2 separate regions of the Homo sapiens genome follow, and region 1 is linked to region 2. Evidence: chromatin contacts called from ENCODE Hi-C or POLR2A ChIA-PET data. All regions are on one chromosome and are shown on one strand. Each heading gives the region's core, a stretch centred on a gene start or an enhancer-like site at or near the end of the contact. The rest is flanking DNA. Distances are from core to core; before and after follow the strand shown.

What was found. A loop is a pair of places that touch in the nucleus more often than their neighbours do. ChIA-PET counts read pairs that join two places held with the same protein, here RNA polymerase II (POLR2A). Pooled maps may share reads with other maps.
Region 1: a map of colonic mucosa shows a loop between it and region 2 (2.4-fold over the local background). The contact joins the promoter of NXPE4 here to the promoter of NXPE1 in region 2. A Hi-C loop is called at or near these places in 1 of 168 maps with a recorded cell type or tissue (colonic mucosa) and 1 of 50 pooled maps. POLR2A ChIA-PET finds 5 or more read pairs at or near these places in 1 of 52 experiments (AG04449).

Annotation. Positions count from the first base shown.
Region 1 is chr11:114,592,788-114,599,350 of GRCh38, reverse strand. It overlaps NXPE4 (neurexophilin and PC-esterase domain family member 4), which reads left to right and starts at 3,565. Exons shown (of 6, transcript NM_001077639.2): 1 at 3,565-3,759; 2 at 4,582-4,687. The coding sequence starts at 4,592. It also overlaps a transcript of NXPE2 not described here.
Region 2 is chr11:114,558,289-114,564,594 of GRCh38, reverse strand. NXPE1 (neurexophilin and PC-esterase domain family member 1) reads left to right here and starts at 4,714. Exons shown (of 9, transcript NM_001395504.1): 1 at 4,714-4,797. It also overlaps a transcript of NXPE2 not described here.

The DNA of each region.
Region 1 (6,563 bases), core at 2,316-4,815, 36 kb before region 2:
ATTGTTGCCACCAAAATACTGGTAGTGATATGGACAATGAAGTCCAGTCTGAGGAGGTCTCAGAAGGAGATGAGGAACTTACTGGGAATCGGAGTAAAGGTCAGTTTTGTTATGGTTTAGTGAAGAACTTGGAGGCACTGTACCCCTGTCCAAGGGATCTGTGGAACTTTGACCTTGAAAGTGATGATTTAAGGTATCTGGGGGAAGAAATTTCTAAGCAGCAAAGTGTTCAAGAAGCAGCCTGGCTACTTTAACAACCTATGCTCGTATGCATGTGCAAAAAAAAGATGTAAAACTGGAAATTATACTAAAAAGGAAGCAAAGTATAAAAGTTTGGAAAATTTGCAGCCTGGCCATATGGTAAAAAGAAATGGTCATTTTCAGTGGAGGAATTCAGGAAGGCTGCAGAAATTTGCATAAGTAAAAAGGAGCCAAATGCAAAAAGAGTGCAAGCCATAAGCCTTGGTAGCTTCCACAGGGTGTTAAGCCTGCAGGTGGAGACAATGGGGAGAAGGCCTCAAAGGCATTTCAGAGAACTTTGTGGAAGCCTCTCCCATCACAGACCTGCAGGCCTAGAAGGGAAGAATGGTTTTGTGAGCCAGGCCCGGGGCCCTGTCACCCTGCACAGCCTCAAAACACTGGTCCCTGCATCCCAGCTGCTCCAGCTCCAGCCATGGCTCAAAGAGGCCCAGGTACAGCTCAAGCCATTGCTTTAGAGAGTGCAAGCCATAAGCCTTGGTGGCTTCCACAGGCTATTAAGCCTGCAGGTGCACAGAGTGCAAGAGTTGAGGCTTGAGAGACTCTACTTAGATTTCAGAGGATGTATGGAAAAGCCTATATGTCCAGGCAGAAGTCTGCTGCAGGAGTGGAACCCTCTAGATAACCTCTACTAGGGCAGTGTGGAGGGACAATGTGGGGCTGGAGCCCCCACACAGAGTCCCCACTGGGGCACTGCCTAGTGGAGCTGTGAGAAAAGGGCCACCATCCTCCAGACCCCAGAATGGTAGATACACTGGCAGCTTGCACTCTGCACCTGGAAAAACCAAAGGCACTCAACACAAAGCCACAGGGGCAGAGCTGCCCAGGTCCTTGGGAGCCCACCCCTTGCGTTAGTGTGCCCTGGATGTGAGACATGGGGTCAAAGGAGATTATTTTGGAGCTCTGAAGTTTAGTGACTGCTCTTCTGAGTTTTGAACTTGCATGAAGCCTGTAGCTGCTTTCTTTCTGCCAATTTTTCCCTTTTAGAATGTAAAAGGGAATTTTTTTACATTTACCCAATGCCTATAGTCCCATTGTATCTTGGAAGTAACTAACTTGATTTTGATTTTACAGGCTCATAGGTGGAAGGGACTTACCTTGTCTCAAATGAGACTTTGGACTTCAGACTTTTGAGTTAATGCTGAAATTCACTAAGACTTTGAGGGACTGTTGGGAAGGCATGATTGTATTTTGAAATGTGAGAACAATGATTGTATTTTGAAATGTGAGTGTAGATTAATATATATTCCAAAACAATTGTTATTTATTTTGTGGCTCAAATTGTTGCAACTTTGGTCATCAGGAGCTCTTTCAGGTTAGCTTCTGGGCCATTTTGACATGTACCTCCATTTTTTAAAAGGCATTTCCTAGCACCCCGAGATGCTCCAGGCTCATTTCATATCCCCTGACAAAGTGATGGAATCAACCAGCCACTTCTCCAAGAAATTCTGGCTCCCTTTACTGGAGAATTAAGAAACCAAGGTCTAGGCACTAGGTGTCATTGCTTCTAGGGCTTCTCTATGGACAGAGCTTGAAAATATACATCTGTGTGCATGAACCCATGTATGCATAAAAATGCATATTTATCCATCAAAAAACTGAGTGCATACTGATTATTCTAATTCCAACTGAATATCACAAGGTTAATTTTAATATACCCATTACATTTTCTTGTTTATAGTTTCTTTCTCCGAAAATATTTTCTATCTGATTCTTTACAGAAAAAGTTTGTCCACCCCTGGTTAATATCATTCAGATTTCAGATCACTGTTCATATATTTGAATTTAAGAATATATTGACAGTTTGCTATGTTCCACTTCTTTTTTTCCTCCTTTTCCTTCTATTGGGCTAATCAAACATTTTTTATTATTTCATTTAATCTTCATTGTTGATTTATTATGTATACCACTTTTTAAAAGAAATATTTAGTGGTTATACCAGGGTTACAATATTTTTCTTAATTAATCAGAGTCTATCCTTCAAGTAATATTATCCCAATTCACACATGGTATAAAGACTTCAAGATAGTTTTTCCAACTTCCTAGTTTTCATTCTTTGTGCTTATGTTGTTATACATATACACTATAAACACACAGTGTTAGAGATCAAAATGAAAGGAATCTTGGATTCAGCCCTGTTTCAAAGCTCATCAGATGACCTGCACAAATCATTCAAACTTTCTTTTGTACTCTTGGTTCTTTAAGTCAAGCATATCTATTGTGCCTACCTCATAAACAGACTCCAGGTTAACATTAGATTTCAAAATCTATGTGACCAAACCAAATTAAAATCTATAAATCTATATGTCTCAGAGTAGACTGTGAACTTGGGTGGTTGCTGGCATCAGTCCTCTAAGGAACAGCCAAACCAAACCCACTGCAAATACTTTTTTCTTATTATAGGCTCCTCAGTGAAAAATTTAACAATCCTACACCCAGTTTTATAATGTTAAAACAGCTTTTCCAAAGGTCATCAAGTAAAGACATAAAGAAGTATTGTTAAGGTGAATTTGGTAGAACAGGATCAAAGATGTTGGAAGAATTTCAAGATCTGAAACAAGTAGACCAGTTGTGAAACTGGTCTTGATTCCATCTTTTTAAAAACATAAGACTGGAAAGATTGATGGGCATGCTTAAATAAGATGGAAAGATGATGGGCATGCCCTCCTGTGTAGGGCAGCAGTAATCAACCCATGGACGGAGCCACAGGGCCAGCAGCTACTGCTTCCTGTGGGCACTGGTGCAGCTGTCTGGGTGCCTGCTCTTTCCAGCACTGTTTTCATCAGATCAAGAATACAAATCCCAGATGGATTCAAACCCATGACTACAAGCTGTCACTCTGTTAGTCTCAGATGCAATTAATATTATTGTCTTCCCTATGTTATATTTGAAGTTCTTTTAGTTCAATTCAGCAAATTGTATTGAAACCTACTATGTATGAGATAATACGCACTTGAATCCTGCCAACTGGGTCTTGATGATAACGCTAGATGGAAACTAGAAAGTTTGACTTTCTGTTGATGATTACTCTCAATCATTCAAACTTGTGGCTCTTTTTCTCATCAGTTATTTATTGTAACTATAATATTTATCAAATTGTATTAACTAAATACAATTATTTATCAAACACTCTTTTTCTCATCAGTTATTTATTGTAACTAGAATTAGACTTATAAAACTTCAGGAATTTGAAATCATATAACCTACTATGCAGAGCACTTCATTTCTCCTTCCTACCTCTGCTTGAGCTAATAACTACAGTTTGTGATCCAGGCCCCTCCTTAAGGTGGAGCTGACGTGGCTGACACTTCTGTCTTAGCTGAAACAAGCAGAAGGTTGTGAATCCATGCTAAAGGTAAACAAACTGCAACTTATATCTGCAATTTATTTTGGTATAGACAAGAGGTATGCCAGTAGCACACTGGTGGCTTCAGAAGAAATTCTCAACACCTAGCTCGCCAGAGAGTCTATGTATGGGATTGAACAATCTGTAAACTAAAGGTATGAAAAAATTTGTAAAATTGGGAAGGTGAGGGAAAGGTGTGACATTTATTTTTGGGTGCAGAAACATCTAATGCCCATGTATAAACTAGGGATCTGGGGTGAAAGGTGCTTCTAGGGGAGGGTAAATTTTGAGGGATGGAAAGTTTTAGAAAGGCAGCATTCAAGCAATCTGATGTTAAAGTTTAAAGTTCCAAGTTAAAAGAGAACTTGGAATTCCGGTGCAAAGAGAAATGTTAAGATGAATCATGGAAAAATACTGATAAAGCCTGAAATTTTTTTAAGTAAGAAATGTTTTAAAATAATTCTTTTCAAGCTTGAGGGGGTGCTAGAAAGCCTGCTAAAACAGAAAAGGAGGACATATTAATAGATTGGCATTAATGAAACAGAAAAACTAATTTGCATTCAACAGGCACTGTAATGATGTGGTTCTCAGTGTTAATATTTGCTGGAGTATTTTGTGTCTGCCCTTGAGTTTAAGGGAATAGAACAGGGAACCTGATAGGTGACAAATAGTCTGGAGACTTCATCTAGACACGAGCAAGCTTGCATCCTTCAGGCCCTTAAGCTGCTCGATTTCTTAAAGATCACAGTGGGCTCCATGAATTATCTGTTCTGTAGAATGTACAAGCAGATAGCTAAAAGAGAGCACCTGGGAGATACCAAGTACAGCTTGCGGGGGTGAAGGTTTATTTCTGGGAGTTATTTATCTGAGGCTAAAAAGTAATCATGAGCCAAAAAAATTTCAAATGTTTCCCATGTTTGTTTGCTTTTCTGTTTTGTTGTATGTTTTTGTGCTTGTTTTTGTATTGTCTCTTGTAGGATCCTAATCATGAAAATAAGTATGATAAATTATAAGTCACTATTGGCACTGTTGTTTATATTAGCCTCCTGGATCATTTTTACAGTTTTCCAGAACTCCACAAAGGTAGGAAATGCTTTATTTATGTGGTTTACAGAAGCTTATTTTTGCTTATTACCTCATCTGTTCTAGGAAAGGCTAAACTACAAGACTTGTAGATTATAGGAGGGGAGTTTGAATAGCTAGATACCAAACAACATACCTGATAATCATTAAGCAATATGTGAGAGGATAAATACTGTGTGTGTGTTCACACATACACATTCTTTCTTTGTCACAAATAAATGCATTGCACCTATCTTCTTCAATGCTTAGCTCATCTTTTTACTTTCTTTAAGGGAACATCTGAAGAACAGAATATCTATATTTTTGGTTTTCATTTGTTTGTTTTTAATTTTTAATTTTTGTGGGTACAAAGTAGGTGTATGTATTTATGGGGTAGATGAGATATTTTGATACAAGCATATAATACATAGTAATCATATCAGGGTAAATGGGGTATTCATTGCCTCAAGAATTTATCCTTTCTTGTGCTACAAACAAGACAATTATACTCTTTTAGCTATTTTTAAATGTAAAATAAATTATTGGTGATTGTAGTTACCCTGTTATACTATCAAATGCTAGATCTTATTCATTCTGTCTAATCATATTTTTGTACTCATTAACTAACCCCACTTCTCCTCCATGCCCCCACCACCCTTCCCAGCCTCTGGTAGCCATCATTCTACTCTCTAACTCCATGACTTCAATTATTTTAAGTATTAACTTCCACAAATAAAAACGAACATGCAAAGTTTGTCTTCTGTGCCTAGCTTATTTCACTTAACATAATGACCTTCAGTTCCATCCATGTTGTTGCAAATGACAGAATCTTGTTCTTTTTATAACTGAATACTACTCCGTTGTGTATATATACCATATTTTCTTTATGTATTTGTCTGTTGATGGACACTTAGGTTGCTTACAAATCTTGGCTATTGTTATCAGTGCTGCAATAAACATGGGAGTTCAGATAGCTCTTGGATATACTGATTTCCTTTATTTTGGGTATATACCTAGCAGTGGGATTGCTGGATCATATGGTAGCCTATTTTTAGTTTTTTGAGAAACCTCCAAACTGTTCTCTATAGTGGTTGTACTAATTACATTCCCACCAACAGTGTACAAGTGTTCCCTTTTCTCCACATCCTCACTAGCATATGTTACTATCTGTCTTTTGGATAAAAGCCATTTTAACAGGAGTGAGATTATATTACACTGTAGTTTTGATTTGTGTTTCTCTGATGATCAATGATGTTGAGCACCTTTTCATATACTTGTTTGCCATTTGCATATCTTCTAGTAAGTGTCTATTCAGATCTTTTGCCCAATTTTTAATTGGATTGTTAAATATTTTTGCTATAGAGTTGGTTGAGTTCCTTGAATACTCTGGATAGTAATCCCCTGTCAGATGGATAGTTTGCAAACATTTTCTCCCATTCTGTAGGTTAACTCTTCACTCACTTGATTGCTTCCTTTGCTGTGAAGAAGTTTTTAGTTTTATATAATCCCATTTGTCTATCTTTGCTTTTCTTCTCTGTGCATTTGAGGTCTTATCCAAAAATCCTCTGGCTACATCAGTGTCCTGAACAGTATTCCCTAGGTTTTCTTCTAGTATTTTCATACTTTGGGTCATGCATATCAGTCTTTAATTCATTTTGTAACTGAGTTTTGTATATGGTGAGAGAAAATGGTCTAATTTCATTCTTTTGCATATGGATATTCAGTTTCTCCAGCACCATCTATTTTAAATACTTTTGTTCCCCCATTGTATGTTTTTGATGACTTTGTCAAAAATCCAGATGGCTGTAAATATGTGGATTCATTTCTGTGTTCTCTATTCTGTTCCATTGGTGTATGTGACTATATTTATGCCAGTATAACACTGTTTACTATAACT
Region 2 (6,306 bases), core at 3,465-5,964:
TCTGTGCACTCCTGCACCATTTTCATATGGCTATTCTGTATTGTGCTAGAAATAGTTATTTATGTATCTGCATTTAGACACATATAACACTACAATTAAATCATACATTTCATGAGGGCAGGGAATGTATCTTACTCATATATAAATAATCCCCAAACTTTATTTTTTTAGGATGATTATTTGTGATTAATGGTGATTTATGAGATTTTGGTGCATTGATCACCTGAGCAGTGTACACTGTACCCAATGTGTAGTCTTTTATCCCTCACCTCGCTATCAACCTTTCCCCCAAGTCCCCAAAGTTCACTGGATCACTTTTTATGCCTTTATGTCCTCATAGCTTAGCTCCCACTTATGAGTGAGAACATATGATATGATGTTTGGTTTTCCATTCCTGAGTTACTTCATTTAGAATAATAGGCTTCGACTCTATCCAGGTTGCTGCGAATGCCATTATTTCCTTCCTTTTTATGGCTGAGTAGTATTCCATGATATATATATACCACATTTTCTTTATCCACTCATTGATTGATGGGCATTTGGGCTGGTTCCATATTTTTGCAACTGCTAATTGTGCTGCCATAAACATGTGTGTGCCAGTGTCTTTTCTCATATAATGACTTCTTTTCCTCTGGGTAGATACCCAGTAGTGGTATATCTACTTTTAGTTCTTTAAGGAATCTCCATACTGTTTTCCACAATGGTTGTACTAGTTTACATTCCCACCAGCAGTGTAAAAGTGTTCCCTTTTCACTACATCCACACCAACATCTATTATTTTTTATTTTTTAAATTATGACCATTCTTTCAGGGGTAAGGTGGTTTGCACTGTGGTTTCGATTTGTATTTCCCTGATAATTAGTGATGTTGAGCATTTTTCAATATGTTTGTTGGCCATTCCTAAATCTTCTTTTGAGAATTGTCTATTCATGTCCTTAGCCCACTTTTTGATAGACTGTTTGTTTTTTTCTTGCTGATTCGTTTGAGTTCCTTGTAGATTCTGGATATTAGTCCTTTGTCAGATGCATAGTTAGTGAAAATTTTCTCCCACTCTGTGGGTTGTCTGTTAACTCTGCTGATTATTTCCTTTGCTGTGCAGAAGCTTTTTAGGAGTTAATTAAAATAATCCCAAACTTTAGAGATAAGCGTCCACACGTGGCATCCCAGTTATTTTCAAGTTTGCAACTGCAGGCATGTAATAAATGACTGGAAGTAAATAAGAAAATGAATGAATCAATAAGTAAATTCCCTATATGACTCATATGAGGAGAAAGTAAAATTTCAGAAAAGCTTCCTGAGAGATAAAAAGAGAGATGAGGGATTAGTGACAGAAAATATGACTCACCCTCTTATTTGCCCTCATCTTTATTGCCTCTTGTACTGAACATCTCTTGCTGAATTGTGACTAATATTCCTACTTCCAGAAAGAGGGCCCCTCTTTTCCTGGAGAACTGTACCTTCCCCACTTTATAGCATGCTACTGAGACTCTGAGACTCTCAATCATGTGATTTTTGCCTATTTTTGGTGCCTACTGGTTCATCAAAACACTCTTCCCCCAAACCCTTCATAAGTGATTGGTACTAGCACAGTTGATTAGAGTTGTTGGTTTTTTTCTGTGACTTAATATAAATTCTGAAAAGAAATGGGTCTCTCTCATTCTGAGATCTTGAACACCAACGACCATGTATGGCTTAAGCATGTTAGGACTATCTTGCTGCATTATCTTGAGAGCAAGCATCTCTAAGAAAATAGGACAGGAGAGCCTACAGGCTTAGAGAGAAGCTTGATTACATTGTTTGAACCACAGATCGAGCCTTATCTGAAGCTAGATTAATTCCTAAGACTTCCCACTCATATGAGTCATTAAGTATACTTTTTCCTTTAGCTTGTGTGATTGGATACAACGACTGAAAGAGATAATTTACTTCTGTAAAGTCAACTTGACTCTGGATAGTAATAAATAAGAGAGATTACAGATGCAGTTGTGAAAGTTGTTACAGAGTCTAGGAAAATGGCATAATTAAATAGTCCCAGGATTTATGTTTGATATCAAACAGAACTTGTTGGATATCCTGATGAGAAATATGTAAAATAATAGTATTTCTGTCTTTTCCTATGATTCCTACTGAAATCAGTAAAGGTGGACACAGAGTTTAACAGAGACAGCCATGAGGTATGACCTCTCCACATATCATATGGAAGCACTGAGAATGTGTGCAAGGGCTGGGAAGACAGAGCAGTGCTGTGCATAATCCCCAAGAGGGAAGAAGAGAGCATGGACTCTCAGAAGACTGGATATTGGCACTCAGCACCAGGAAATATTTCTAACCACTCTCCCAGAAGAAAATGCAATAAATAAACCCAACATTTACAGGGAGGCTAGCAGAAAATTTCAAATGCAAAGATGAACACATAACCAAAAATTACCAATCATTTGAAAGAGACTAACACTTGAAAGAGAGGCATAAAGCACAATAATCAGAAGAAATTGACATGCCAAGAAAACAAAGTTAAAAGGACAGTTGATACAAGAATTTAGAATAAGTGTGTTTAATTACCAGACTGATGTGAGAGGATATTGCAGCCATACTTAGAGTTAACTAGATATTTGTTAAATTTAAAATATGATACGTGAAATAAAGAAAAACTTGAGGGACACACTAAAGTTCAAAATGAAAACAATAAACTGGAGAAATAAAATGTTAACTCAAGAATTCTTGCAGAATACAGAATAAAAGGAAAGTGTGATCAAAATTATGAAAGAAAAGTTAACAGATATTAGATCTCAGGTCTAATGGGCCATTAAAAGCGCCAAACATGATGAAGATAAAAAGATCTGCATAAAATTTCATAATACCAAGGATGAAGAGAAAAATGCTACAAAGATTCACAATTATACTAACTTTGACATCAGACATTTCATAAATGACATTGGATGCATGAAGAGAATGAAACAGTATCCTCAAGGCTAAGAAGAAAAATATTTTTCACCTAATTCTATAGCAAGTAAATTTATCATCTATTTAGGAAGAAAAAATATGTACTCAGTCTAATACTGGTCCCCTCTGAAAGAGCTACCAAAGACTTTACAAGATAAGAAACAAATTGAGTAGTGAGGAGTAGGTTTTAGAAACAATATTGGTTAAAGAAACCAAGGTAACAAACAATATTGCCTAATTGTGAGTGAGGCAATATGTTCATATGAACTGTTGACACATGCAATAACTTGGATGGACATCGTGGACGTTACGCTGAGTGGGAGAAAAAAGCCAATCTCAAAATTTACTCCCATGCATAAATAGTAGTAGTTGGGGTGGTGATAGTAGTAGTTGCTAATTATTTAGTGCTTAAACTAAGTGTCAGAAACTGTTTTTAAATGTTGTACATGTATTAATTCATTTAATCCTATGAGTACTTAGCACAGTACTAATAATACTTGTGATCTTCAAAACTAAATCTTACAAATTGGCACAGGGTCTGGGCATCCAGGCTTAGAAAGAGAGATGAAGTTAGATTTATGTTACAGAGCTGAAGTAACAGTCACATGACAAATATGAAGGTTCCAGAGGGAAGGGCATGAGGCATGAGAGAAAGGTCTCCAATATGTAGTCAGTAAAATATTATTCAGCACTAAAGAAATAAGCTATCAAGCCACAAAAAGACAGAGAAACTGAAATCCGTATCGCTAAGAGAAAAGCCAATCTGGGACAGCTACACACTGTATGATTGCAGCTATGTGACATTCTGTAAAAGTCAAAACCATGGAGACAGTAAGAAAACCAGTGGTGACCAGGGGTTAGAGGGGAAAGAAGGATTAATAGGCCTAATTATTCATATACACCCATATATTCCCTTTCATGTTACAGGCATTTGGCATAGCAGAAGTTACAGCAACATTTACTGTATTGGTGAATTAAATAATGTTTATGATAATGACGAGTTAATGAACCATATCCCCTTTCCCTAACTCAGAGCAAATAGTCCTTCCCCATTTATTAGATATCCTTTTCAAACCGATAAAAGATCCAGCTGGGAAAAGTGGCTCATGCCTGTAATCCCAGCACTTTGGGTGGCCGAGGAAGACAGACCACTTGAGCCCAGGAGTTCAAGACCAGCCTGGGCAACATGGTAAGACCCCATCTCTACAAAATACAAATTAAAAATATTAGCCAGGTGTGGCAGCATGCACCTGTAGCCCCTAGGCCCAAGGCAGAAGGATGGCTTGGGCCCAGGAGTTCGAGGTTGCAGTGAGCTATGATCACGCCACTGCACTCCAGCCTGGGCAACAGAGCAAAACCTTGTCCAAAAAAAAAAAAAAAAGAAAAAAAAAGAATTCTCAATCACCCACCAGTTCTCTGCATGGTGTCCACTGACAATTTGTTCTCTTGTTTGGAGTTGTCGTGAGACTTCAGATTTTCTGAGGAAAGCCTATCCATAGAGTCACTTGGGGTATTTTTACACTATGACTTCAAGGACCACAGCTGTTTCAGAACTAAGAGGTTTTCCATTCCCAAGGGTCACCAGTAACATGGAGAGAGAAGGAATCTCAAAGAATACCCGAGTAACACCCAGTTAACAGAGGCTGTGGAATTATCTAATTGTCAGTTAATTGTACTACTGTTTATTGCCTCTTCAAATCTCCACCCCAAGATAAGCCAATTTACGAGGAAAACAGACTGATGAAAATAAATGTGTTCACAGACAAGGAACAAAAACATTTTACACAGCCACAAGAGCCAGTTAAGAACTCACAGGTACTTTTCCAGCCACCCAGATAGGAGAGATCATTAAAACAGGTGAGTAAGCAAAACTATGGAGACTGCCTTTCTCTATTTCTAATCTTGCCAGTGGTCAGTGGAGGGCAGGGAAGAACAAAGCAAAAGAAATTAGAAAGACTGTGTCTGCTGAGGGGTTCTCTCAAGTCAGAGAAAGATAAGAAAAGGGAGAAAGCTCAGAAGAAAGTGTGGGAAACAAAAAAAAAAACTGATAGTGAGAGCCTCTCTTACTGACAAGGATAGGCTGGTTTTGACGGTGAGACAGCATCAAGATAAAATATTTCTCTAATAACCAACCAGCAAAAGTCCCCAGTGCTTTGTGGGAAGCAAGCATGGATACAGTCACTCAACCTAACATCTAGTTGGAGAGAGGAAGAAGGACATCAAAAATACCTGTTTACAACTGATATTTCTTTGCCTTGTTTTATGTATGACATTGTTTGGGTGGAAAATGTATGAATATGTCACAGGAATTCAAAATACGGGAGAGATCGTTGTGGTCTAGAGTTATGCTGGAAAGTTTCCTGTAGAGATTGCCCCTGAGCTGGGGATTCACTGACTATAGAGTCTAGATTGGTGCAGGGGCAGGCCACCCCAGGTGGGCAGTAGGATGAGTCATAAACAAAGCCAGAAAAGCAGGAAGGATTCTTTTTTAATTTTTGTCTTTGAGTATGTGTGTATCCATGTATTGTGCTTTGTATGTATATTTTTAATTTACATAAAAATGTGATAAAGATTTATGTTTATTTCTTTCTTCACTTAGAGCTGTTTTTAAGAGCTCTTCATATTACAGGTAAATCTAGTGAGTTGTATCTAACTGTTGGATAGTATCCCACAATACACATCCACTACATGTTTCTTAACCATTTCATAGTAATACATATTAAAGTCTATTTAATTCCCTACAATTACAGCTATACATATAATCAACTGAAAACAAACTTTGTATGTGATTCTTTATGGACCTGACTGAGAAGTCCTCTGTGATGTATCCAGAATGAATTGCTTGGACATAGGGCATAGATAAACACAAACTAACAGAAATATTGCCATTCTGCTTTCAAAACGATCATGTTAATTTGTACTCTTACATAGCACAGCAGAGTTATGTATAAAGATCCAATCTATATTGTGACCTAGTTCAGCTTAAGTCCATAACAGGAGGATTGTTTAGCTTTAGAAAATATACGAATGTAATACATCACATTTAAACATAAAAGTTTAAAAATTCATATAATTACCTCAATGAATCAGAAAAGGCCTTTGTCAATAACTCAACTTCCATTAGTAATAGAAACACTTCACAAACTTTCTTAAAAGAGAACTTCCTCAATCTAATAGAAGGCATTAAGAAAAGCAAATATCACAAATCCAACATCATATATTTAATTACACATAGTAAAATGTTGAAACTAACTATGAAAACAAGGCAAACGTACCCAATATGGCCACTTCTAATCATCTTTGTTCTCTATGTGTGCCTATATAAAAGCACTATTAAAATAAAGCACTTGCATTTCTACACATCAG